2 separate regions of the Homo sapiens genome follow, and region 1 is linked to region 2. The links are chromatin loops, found by intact Hi-C in ENCODE. Cell type or tissue: stomach. All regions are shown on one strand. Links, peaks and the distances in the headings refer to the core of each region. The heading gives the core; the rest is flanking DNA.

The links. A loop is a pair of places that touch in the nucleus more often than their neighbours do. Peaks named below come from ENCODE experiments on the same cell type or tissue, not always from the same donor. Only the 100,000 strongest peaks of a DNase experiment are listed, where the experiment ranks them.
Region 1: it touches region 2 in a loop (2.8-fold over the local background); 71 of 110 quality-filtered maps call a loop at or near these places.

What each region holds. Positions count from the first base shown.
Region 1 is chr10:115,797,004-115,803,212 of GRCh38, forward strand. All of the region lies in intron 27 of ATRNL1 (attractin like 1), which reads left to right. Among named protein-coding and RNA genes, the nearest start is that of SNORD158, 390 kb to the right of the region's middle. RefSeq lists an enhancer at 4,320-4,821. In stomach, for the core only: a CTCF peak has its summit at 2,620 (motif pointing right); a DNase peak (open chromatin) is centred at 2,648.
Region 2 is chr10:116,292,299-116,298,507 of GRCh38, forward strand. No RefSeq gene overlaps it. Among named protein-coding and RNA genes, the nearest start is that of GFRA1, 22 kb to the left of the region's middle. In stomach, for the core only: no CTCF peak of the experiment used is centred there; no DNase peak of the experiment used is centred there; H3K27ac peaks cover 1,139 bases.

The DNA of each region.
Region 1 (6,209 bases), core at 555-5,554, 500 kb before region 2:
CCTCCAAGAAATGTAATAAACAAAAAGATAATTAAATGATATTTGGACTGAAGCATTACATAGGAATAACAAACATAAAGGCTTTATTCTAAAATATAGGGACCTTGACTTTTAGTTCCTGTTAATGGCAGGAACAAGCTTTTATTTGTGTCTTTTCTGGGAAGTTTGTTCATTTATTCAAAATGTAGTTATTAGACAACTCAGGCCAGCAACATAATTTGTGGGGCCCAGTACAAAATGAAAATGCAGGGCCTCTTGTTCAAAAAGTAGGAAAAATAGGCCTTTAAAAGTCCTAAAATATGACACCTTTTCCTTTCTTCCGTGGTCTCTCTCCTGGCCTTTCGAATAGTGTTTTTTAATTTGCAATTTAATTTTACACTCAGGCACTGGGATACTCACCAAGCAGGTATCAACTTTTATAGGCACCTGAAGGCTCACCTGGGGCAGAAGGAAGGGCTGGGGTGCAGGCATCCACAGCCCACCAACTGCAAGGCTTCTTCTGCCAATTTTTGGACTGACACTGGGGATATTAGAATGAACAAAACAGACAAAAAGTCCCTGCATCATGGAATGTACATGTCAGCAGAAGACTCAGTTAAAAAAAAAATTGTATGTGTGCACGTGTGTGTAGTATCTGTTAGGTAGTGATAAACCCTTTGACAATCAATAAACAAAGCAGGAAAGTGGGGTTTGGAGTACTCAGTGTAGTGGATAGAAATGGGCTCCAATTTGAAGTAGGTTAGGAAAGCCTTCACTAAGAAGATGACATTCAAGCAAAGATCTGGGAGAAGTACAGGAGCCAGCCATAGGGCTATCTGGGCTGAGATGTTGCAGGCAGTGGCAGGAGCAAATGCAAATTCTTCTCAGTCAATGTTGCAAATACTTCAGTGAGACAGTCTAATTTTCTCAGAGACCTTTTTTTTTCTTTTTTTGAGACGGAGTCTCGCTCTGTTGCCCAGGCTGCAGTGCAGTGGCACGATCTCCGCTCACTGCAAGCTCTGCCTCCCGGGTTCACGCCATTCTCCTGCCTCAGCCTCCTGAGTAGCTGGGTCTACAGGCACCTGCCACCACGCCCGGCTAATTTTTTGTATTTTTCGTAGAGACGGGGTTTCACCGTGTTAGCCAGGATGGTCTCGATCTCCTGACCTTGTGATCCGCCCACCTCGGCCTCCCCAAGTGCTGGGATTACAGGCAGGAGCCACCGCGCCCAGCCTCTCAGAGACTTCTTTTTACTCCACACCCCACCTACCTTTCCCCACATCACTAATCTTGTTTCTGGAATTTGTTCCACCTTCTCTTTTCCAAATTTAGTTAGCCTAGGTGAGATTCCTGCTCTCTCACCTGTTACAGGAGGCTTCTAACTTCCTGCCTCAAAGCTCTCTGCTCCCCATACCACTGCCTGTTGCCCTCAGCACTGCTGGAGCTCAAGTCTCAAACATAACTGACTGTGTGTTCTTACTCAGAAGACCCATTGTGTGGCTTTCATGCACCATACCAAAATGCAGAAGTATGGGACCCTATGTTATGTTCAGAAATGCCATAAAATGATCTGCCCCATATGCTGACTAAACTGGTTTTGTCCTGTTACAGACCATCACCTGCTCATCTACACCTCCATGCCTTTGCTCATCCTGGAGGATATTTGTTCAGTCTCAGAACTTGAGGGCTAACTTTTCATTCCAATTTCAACTCCAATGGAGTTCTTCTTGAAATGTTTCTTGATCTCTCCAATTAGAATAAACTACTTACTTGGTTTCAGTTTTACTTAAATATCTCTCTGTCCACCAAGTAATGAGGTTGCTTTTTTTTTCTTTTTTTTCTTTTTTCTTTTTTTTTTTTTTGAGTCGGAGCCTCGCTCTGTTGACCAAGCTGGAGTGCAGTGGCGCGATCTCAGCTCACCACAACCTCCGCTTCCTGGGCTCAAGTGATTCTCCTGCCTCAGCCTCCCCAGTAGCTGGGACGACAGGCACGTGCCACCATGCCTGGCTAATTTTTTAATTTTTAGCAGAGATGGGATTTCACTATGTTGGCCGGGCTGGTCTTGAACTCCTGACCTCGTGTTCCGCCCACCTCAGCCTTCCAAAGTACTGGGATTACAGGCGTGAGACACCAGTAATAAGCTTTCTTTACGTCGGAGATCCTGTCTTATTTATCTTTACATTTATAATACCTGTCTCTTTGCTTTGCACACAATATGGACTTAATACATGCTTGTTGAATTTAACGTTATTAATGCAACTCATATTATTAATTGTAATGGTAGTAAATTCTACAATAACACACCTGGCAATAATGCAAATTAGAATAGCTTGAATTGAAACATGGAATGATTGGAAAGCAGCTTTTTCTCCTCTACCTGATTCCTTTTCTCAGGAAGGAGAAGGGAACATAGAGGCCTCTCCCTCATGGGGATGCTGGACAGGGAAAAATCAGACAATCCTATTTCAGGAAACAGAGAGGTGGGGGTTAGTTCCCAGTATTCTCCCAGCCCATTCTCTCTGGATCAGGCCAACAAAACATTCACCAATTAACGAAGAGATTCCTGGAATCACAGTTGCTCTCCCAGAAGTCCCAGCCAGGCCCCAGAATTCTGCCCATCAATTTTTATGTTAGAGCAGTCACCACTAGGTGGTGCCGAACTTCAGCCCAGGGTAGGTGAAATTTGCATCAAATAGACTCAGAACTTCCAGATGTCCAGTTGCACAGGCTCACCTTGGCCATTTAGCTAATCTCATAATAACACAACCCTACATTTTACACAGCTGAATTTCTGGGGCACTACTTATTGCATTATGGCAGTTTTGTTGTATCATTTTCTAAAAATCTTTCAATATCAGATACTCTGCCAGCCACTTTACAGGCTTTATCTCTAATGCTCACAGTAACCTGTATGGTAATGGGTACTGATACTTTTCTTCTTTTAGTAAAGAATCTGAGCTGGGCATGGTGGCTCGCACCTATAATCCCAGCACTTTGGGAGGCCGAGGCGGGTGGATCACCCGAGGTCAGGAGTTCAAGACCAGCCTGACCAACATGGAGAAACCCTGTCTCTACTAAAAATACAAAATTAGCTGGACGTGGTGGTGCGTGCCTGTAATCCCATCTACTCAGGAAGCTGAGGCAGGAGAATCGCTTGAACCCCACGAGATGGAGGTTGAAGTTGCCAAGATGGCTCCATTGCACTCCAGACTGGGCAACAAGAGCAAAACTCCATCTCAAAAAAAAAAAAAAGAAGAAGAATCTGATGCTAAGAAAAGAAATGTCTCTTGCCCAAGAGCTGTGCCTTGTACAGCTAAGTGACAGGTGACAGACCTAAGAATTACATTCAAGCCTGTCTCACTCTAATGCCATACTTGTCATATTTCTGCTATACTTCAATTTAATGATCAAAGAAAGGAAGGAAAGAGACAGTGGAGAAGAAAAGTAGGGAAAGAAACAGAAAGAGAAGGGGAGAAAGATATGTTTGACAGAAAAGTAAATGAAGTATGTTACCATCTGTTTTTTTCAACCCCAGAGGTCTGATTCCCCCGCAGGAAAGAGTTGCTTCTAGCCTGTCCTTTATCTCTGCACCTGCCCTGCTTATCTCCTGCACCAGAGGCTCCTACCATGACCATTAATGGACTGAGTTTTTGTGTCCCTACGAAATGCATAGCTTGAAGCCCTAACCCCCAATGTGATGGTATTAAGAAGTGGGGCTTCAGGAAGGTAATTAGGTTTAGATGAGGTCATGAGGGTGAGTTTTCTCTCTCTCTTTCTGTCATGTGAGGACACAGCAAGAAGGCAGCCATCTGCAAGCCAGGAGGAGAGTCATCACCAGAACCTAGCCACACAGGTTCCCTGATCTAGGACTTCCCAGCCTCCGGAACTACAAGAAATAAATGTCTGTTGGTTAAGCCACCCCAGTCTATGACACTGTGTTGTAGCAGTCAGAGCAGGTGAAAACTGTAACTTGTTATTCTCTAAGGAAAATACAGGTCTTCTTCTCAGGCCTGTCTTCAGAAACAGGTTCACATCCCCATCTTCCAGTCATTGAACTAAATGGAAAAGTTTTTGTCTTCCTAGTCATTGTCTGCACCTAAACACAGGCTTGCCCATCTGTAGTCCTAGTCTGTTCCTTTTCTTTGGTGAGGATAACCCTTCCTGTCTTGCTTTAACACCCTGTATTTTCCGTTCATTAGTGACTCAGACCTCTGATAATGGTATACTAGTTAACCCCCTGTCTCGTCTGACTTTAAATGATTGCCTGTTTTGACCTTGAGGAAATATGAGTCCACTAGGAACTACAATCTTTATGGCCACTTGAAAATCTTTATTCCACTTAAGGTGGAATAGGGTACCTTGCCACAGAGGAAACAAGTAAGGAGAGAAAGAGAGTAAAGATCAGTGAGAGGAAGAGAAAACTAAAACTACTAGTATAAAAAGTTCTGAAATTTCAGCAAATTATTTTGCTTCCAACTGTACTTAACCATTCTGCCCTTTATTTGCAATAAAAATATTGGGGTATTATTATCTTTGAAATGCAGATTATGTGGTTAACCATTGTTCACTTTCTAAACCCTGTAAGTATTTAACTTGTGGATGGGGAATATTGTTTGGGACTGTATTGGTTGCAAACCAAAATGATCTACACTCACACAGCTTAGTGTCAACATTAACATGACTTTACTTTTTAGCTGTCTTTGTTAACATGACTTTACTGTCCTACTGTCTTCATCAACATGATTTTACTATTCCAAGAAACTCTTGCCTTGGAAGATAAAAATAGCAAATGATTTTCTTGTCCCTTTCAGAAACTTTTTGAAAATTCATTTAAAGGAATATTAAATAATTCAACTTTCACAGTTAGCATCAGATGAATGTTTATGCTCCAAAATTCATTGTGAAACCTTCAGCTTGTGTGTCTTCCAAACTTAAATTATTATGTAGTGTCTTAACCAATGTTAAGACATTAGTGTCAGCATTACTGACACACAATCAAATGCTCCCCTATGGAAAAACTTGCCTTAAAAAAAAAAGAAACACACACACACACACACACACACAAAACAAAAAAAAACAGAATTTCTACCTTCCGCCCCCCACCACCACACACACACACCTAAATTCTCTTAAATATCCCGACTTTGCCTTCCTCCTCCCAGAGACTACTAAGGCCATGTCAAGGAAGCTGTCTCCCCTATGGTGGTAAACAATGAACTCAGCTCTGTCATATGACAGGCTATAAAAAGCTGATTTTGTTGATATTCTGGGAAAGCTACCATTCAGCAGGCAAGTGATTGAAGCCATTTCCTCTCAAACTTATGAAAGTAAACTAAAGGTCTGATTCTGCCCAGGGAGGAAGTTTCTCCACTCTATCATATAGAATCCATATGTCCATCATACTTTTATTTGAAAAGAAGGGATGCTAACTCTCAGAAGCATGTCATAGTAAGCACAGAAGTGGAAAAAAAGAATTGATCATTTTTGTGAGGGAAAACTTAATGAAAAAATTACAAAATCATTATAAATACAATTCATTTGAAGTTATGTTTTGAGATTACATTATTTTCTCTCTGGCATTTAGACACCTAAAATTCACTTTAAAATATGTTGGTGAACAAATCTCATTCTCCAGAAGTACATTTTTAAAATGGCAATATTTCATAATAACAGTATAAAATGAAAATAATTGACTATCTCTTGCCTTGTGGGACTTGGCTTTTAGTCTAAATAGATATGAAACAAAATGACATTCATCTATATGAGACGTTTGTTAACTTAAAAGAAATTAAGTCAGAAGCCTATAAGGCTAATCCATAAATCAGCAAATCAGATAAATTAGTAAAACTTTTCCAGAATATTATCCAGGGGCTCCTTACTCCTTTGCAATTTGTTACCTGTTTTACATGTCCTTTTAGGAAGGGTTCATTTCCCATTGACAGGCAAAAAGAATATATGAAATTAGAATTTTCAACAGCTTGCAACATTTGTGTCATTTTTGATTTAACAATTTTAGAAGACTTGTTCCAAAATTACACCTGAATTTCATTTTCTTTGTAGTTTTCTAAAATGCTGCTACTATCAGGACATAATAAAAGCCACACAGCCAGTACTAGAAATGCTGTCATGTAACCACTAAGACCACACTAAAAGGCAAAATGCTGCAGCTGAAAGTATTTTTAATGACTTGAAATTGCTTGGAATGCTTTCTAGAAGTAAAAGGGTGCAGA
Region 2 (6,209 bases), core at 537-5,536:
AGTGTCTCCTATATGTCAGGCACCTTGTTAGGTATAAGAAATATCATGTATCCATTTATCCATTTACTTACAGTGAGCCAGGTGATGTGCTAGGTGTTGAAAACTTACAGGAATTGTTGTACTATATAATTTTGTTAATTGTTTTACAAAATCCACATATATCACTTGTCAATAATTTTTCTCTGTGCTGATCCCTAAGAACATCAAATAATTAATACTTACACACTTATCTGTAGGCTCCTGAACTGATGGCATGAGAATTCTTTTTCCTCCTCTGTAAGTGATGGAATTTACCACTGGTGATCATTGCTGAGTTTTTAAGGCATTCTTTATTTCAACTGTTAACCTATCTTTTTGCTACCATTGATTTCTGGGTTTCCATGTTTAAGGATGACTTGCATATTTACCAAAGTTCATCAAAGCTGTAAGAGTTATCTTGACACATTGATAGAAAGCTGTGGTTCTTTGAGAGGGAAGATAGAGGAAGTCATTTATGACTAAATTACTTTTTAAAAGCCTGATACTATGAAAAGAACATCTAATGATACATAATTTTAAAGTGCAATTCAAAGATAAAAGGTTTAGACTGCAGAGGTCTCAAAGAAATTCAGGAGAACACTTTTCTGAATATTTACATCACTTAACGTAGCTGATATCATAGTCTACCTTGTATTAAAATTATTATTTTACCTTATCAGAGTACAAGTTTCTTGAAGGTAGGAACCATTTCTTAATCTTTATCTTTGAATACCTCTCAGCATTAGCGCTGAGTAACCTCCAGCATTGAATAACTCACAGTATATCATGTACTGAACACTACATAGTAAAATAGATACCCAATAAACATTCAATGATTGGACAAATAAATGAACATGATTCATGGAAGAGCAATTTGGAAAGAAGCAAACTTGAGTTACCATTTGCTTAAAATAAACACACTTCTGTGTCAGAGCAAGTAGGTGGCAAAATGATGATTTAATATAAAAACAAAATACTGCAAATAAAACATTTACTTTATTTTCAAAGGAAAGGAGTTTCAAAAATCTTTGAGAAGCTTGTCATTCATTCTTCAGAAAAAGCCCTTCTTGGAAGTGTGAGTACTCCGATCTGGAAGGGCAAACCAGATTAAATATCAGGCAGAGAGAAGTTGAATACCCTGTGCTTCTTGAGAAAAAGAGACTGCTTAGTGTGGGCTATGGAATCCAAGAAGACTAGTAGACATTTTTTGTAGTTTGTGCGTTGACAAGCCCAGTGACTCAGATTGACACCTAATGAGTGCTTTGAAGAAAGCATTCAGGAGAACACTTTTCTGAATATTTACATCACTTAACGTAGCTGATATCATAGTCTACCTTGTATTGATTTGATTACCTTGTAGGTAAGGAGAGAGGAAGAGGGTAGAAAACAAGGGATGCAGAGGAAAAGGAAGGAGGAAGTTTTAACTTAAATTTGAAAGGCTCTTTCTTTCCCTTCTCTTCCAGAGAAAGAGCGTGACTTAAACAAAGCAGTCAGTAAAAAAAAGATGAGCCTTAAACTATTATTTTCAATGACTTTGAAACATCTTCTTCTGGAATAACCTTTTTGAAAATAATTTCATATTTGGTCATTTTGGGGAGAAAATTCTTGCAACCAAAGTTGTTTATGTTGAAGCTCACATATACCTGCTTATCTCCCATCTATCATTTCTGAGAGCTAAATCATGTCCCAGTTACTTGCTTCGCTGGCTTTCATGGGAAGGAATTCAAGAAAAATTTTGAATCTGTTTATTTCTATAGATTCTCGGGAACTGACTTCCTGGGAGTGCGATGATATTATGCAGATTATTGTATGACACATAATGGCCCAGTGATTCCCAGTTTTTTGGCCTACATTTAATTGGAACACTTACTTTTAGAGAAACTTCAGTTGAAGTCAAATTCTTTGTAAACTAGGGGAAGCAGAAATAGCAAAGTGAAGGGAGAGGCTAAGAAGTCAAGAGAGAAGACTTGGAAAGACAGAGAAAGGAGTTTGCAAAGTCCTGTGATTCTCCCCAAATGCAAAAATGAAATTTGGCTGATGTACTGTAACTTAAACCATATTGTTTCTGGTGAGTATAATACTATATAAATTTTTAAATCCTGTCATTTTATGGGGCTGACTCGAGAAGTCTGGACAGAATGGGTTTACAGTGTATGTCAGAAAATCAAAATCAAGTGCAAAGGCTTCATTTCAGCTTGTTCTGGGCTGCGTCTTATGGAACCAGGACTAAAGCCAGCAATGCAACAACTTCCCTCCACTGTCTGATGCTACCTCATATATCACTCCTGGTATGTCACTGGCACTGCTAAAAAATGAATTTTTAAAAAAATCTGGGAATTATCAACATAAGAAAATGATCATGTGCAGCAATCTACTTCCAGTGATTTCTTGTTTCTAAAAGGACACAACCTGAGGTGCGGAGTCAGTCACCAGAGCACTCTGCTCTGAAGCAAGTCCATGCTGTGGCAGGCATCTGGTCTCTTATTCATCTCTCCATACCTGGCACAATAGGGAAGCTTCATAACTGTTTGTGGAATGGAGTGCGATGATATTATGCAGATTATTGTATGACACATAATTAGGGAGAGCCTTCTAATTTGTGAAGCAAGCAATTGCCCATGTGAAGTGATTACCCAATATAACAAGTGTTAATTACTCAGCTCTTTGGATTAATTCAATGTTGCCAAGAACATATTGTTTTGATTAATTTGAACCACATGAAATTGCCAACACTTGACCATTTTTGATCTCCCAAATTGCAGTTTCATATGGTTCAATCTAATATTCTAATTATCATATTAGTTGTAAGTTGAACCTTATGTGGTTGCTATTTGTATAGGACAAACACTGTTAACTACCAAAAACATCAGAGAGTTCAACTATCTACCCATTTAGGTATTATATAATTATTCATCATTACATGGTAAAAACAGCTACCACTATCTATTGAGTGTGTACTGTGTCCACATACTTTGCTAAGTAGTTTATATACTTTACTTTATTCAATCTTATGAGGTAGGTTCTAATATTATCCCTCAACTTATGCTGAAAGAGACCTTAGTGATCAACAGGTCCAATCTTTGTTTATTTATTTATTTATTCTTTTTTTTCTGAGACAGTCTCTCACTCTGTCACCCGGGCTGGAGTGCAGTGGTGTGATCTCGGCTCACTGCAACCCCTGCCTCTGGGGTTCAAGTGATTCTCCTGCCTCAGCCTCCCGAGTAGCTGGGACTACAGGGGCGCGTGACCATGCCCGGCTAATTTTTGTATTTTTATTTATTTATTTATTTTGAGAGGGAGTCTTGCTCTTTCGCGCAGGCCGGAGTGCAGTGGCGCTATCTTGGCTCACTGCAAGCTGTGCCTCCCGGGTTCACGCTATTCTCCTGCCTCAGCCTCCCGAGTAGCTGGGACTACAGGCGCCCGCCACCACGCCTGGCTAACTTTTTGTATTTTTAGTAGAGACGGGGTTTCACCGTGTTAGCCAGGATGGTCTCCATCTCCTGACCTCGTGATCCGCCTGCCTCGGCCTCCCAAAGTGCTGGGATCACAGGCGTGAGCCACTGTGCCCGGCCTAATTTTTGTATTTTTAGTAGAGACGGGGTTTAGCCATATTGGCCATGCTGGTCTCAAACTCCTGACCTCAGGTGATCTGCCCACCTTGGCCTCCTAAAGTGCTGGGGTTACAGGCATGAGCCACCGCACCCAGCCAGTGACAGGTCCAATCTTTACATCTGACAGGAGGCAGAGACTCAAAAAAGGTTACATTACAGCTGGCCAACAGCTGGGTTCTGGGCTGCCCTTAGCTCAAACTGAGAAGTAGGTAAAGCTATTCCCTGTCCTCCCACCTCCCTTTCCCAGGCCTGTCCTCTTTTTCTGTATTATTTATAAGAACATTAATAGCAGTGACGTTTATGGAGCTTTTTCTTAGAGACATGGCATAGTGTAATGTTTAAAGACTTTGGAGCCAGAGAGCCTGGACTCAAATCTTGGCCCCTCTACCTCCTCGTGTTTTATTCTCCAAGTCCTGATCATTACATAGCATTTCTCTGGCACTCCCTAGCCTTTCAAAGTACTTCTTTTTTATTTTCTTGTTTCCGTCCTGGTTCAGCTTCCTGTGTGCTCAACCTCTGTCCTCCCTCCATATGGTTTTTCCTTGATGATCTCATCCATTTTGACGGCTTCAACTCTCACCTCCTCGTCTTTGACTCCCAGATCTTTATCTTCTCTCCGTCTTCTCTTCCAAGGTCCAGGTCTAAATTTTCAGCTGTCTGCCAGACTCTTGTAAATGTCACACCAGAAACTTTAAGTCATGATGTCCAGAATCGAATTCATTGCCTCCGGCCATCCTCTTATTACCCAGGCTCAGCCCTCTTGTGTCTACTGCATCCCCCACTCAGGCAGCTGCTGAGCCTGACAGTTTCACTTCTGCCACTCCTCCTTTATTGCTCCCCTTCTTTTCGTTCCACCTGCCCACTCCAATCATGCCCTCACTCCCTTCCTCCTGGCCTTTTCCTTCCAGTTGGCCCCTACCCTCATTGCGGGGATGACCTTCCTAGACTTGAACTAGGATTCTGGCTCTCCTACCAGAGAACATTCAGTTGCTTCTGGTTGTCTGTAGAGGAAAGTTCAAATTCTGTTTGGCTCCAACTTTTCCAGTCCTAACTTCAACTTCTCTACTCCATATATCTGATATGCCACATGTACTGGACTACTCACTCCACTGCTTCCTGTATATCTATCTATGTTTCTACCTTTTGTCTATGTTATTCCCTTTGCTTCACGTTCTTTTCTCCATCTGTCTTACCCATCTTTCAAGATCCAACTCAAATGCCCCTTTCACATGTCTATCACACCATCATACACTAGGTCCTCAATTAAAATGTGAACACTAAATTGCTCAATGTGATTTTTAAAAATGATGTCTGCAAAGTAAAGTAATTGAACTGTACTTTTGAGTCAGTGAAAGAACAGACTCCAGACTACCTTTCTGTCTCCCAAAGTGTAGTCATCCTTTTAGAAGGGTGTTCCTCTCTTTCAGGCAGCAATTATTACAGTCAAGCTGGCCTGTCCAGCCTAAATCCTGTATCCTCTTGAAAAGCCTGAGAACATCTCATCCCTCATGAAGAGTCTAAGGTCTTCCTTCCTTTCTTTGAAGAAGCTCCCAGGATTCTTGGGTGGCAACACTTTGACCTTCTTTTTCCCTTGGGCATGCTAAACTCAGCTGTCCTTTGTAAGGATTCATTACTCAGAGTACTCAGTTATTTCAAACCCCAAACCTGTAGGGAAGAAGGTTTTTTTTAAAAAAAAATACTATCCCTGTGTGTTTGTGGAGAGGACGGTATATTTGATGAGGGCAGAGAAAGGTTTTGAAAGTAATCATAGGCTGCTCTTATGATTACCAACTGAAAACACTGGTGATACTTAGAAATGGCTAAAGATAACTTTCCACACTATATTTATATTTGGGCTAAGATCAAACACGAGAAATGAGTTAGAGAGACAAGTAAATATGAGCTGATCATGAAAGGTCATTCATTCTTCATCTAACAGCTAAGAGGCAACATTGAAAAAAGATGCACTTCCTACTGAAGTTTGTCCTTGAACTAACAACCGATTACAGAATTTTAATTTAATATTACAGCATATGTTGTCTTTCTGAATTTAAAAAGCCATGAAGATGCCAAATCTTTTCAAGTTCTGCAGAAGAATAGTGTCACCAAAATAAGGTCATCAGTGGTAGTATTTATAATAAATTTACAATTTCTGAAAAAATGAAATCAATATATACAATTAATATTGCAAATAAACGTCAAAATGACATACTTCCTGCCATATAAATGAACTCTGTTTCACACATAAATGTGTTTTGTGGCAATAGTTCAAAATTCTTTTTCTTCAACAGTAAGCAGATTGAATGAAATAAAAAATGATGTGCCAGGACTTAAAGGTACAAATGGTACAAATTTCAAATTATTGATTGCTGACTGTGCTTACAGACATCAAACAATACTTTTTCAGGCAGCTATAATAGTCCGCTTCAACAGAGACATGATCTATTACAGGAAAATTGAAAATATGGGGACTATTTGACTGGTCAATGGTCATTTTAAATTATTAAGGTTTGGGGATGGGTTTTCTTAGGTTATAGAAAATACAATGCAAACTAAATGAAATCTCATTAACTTCAAACC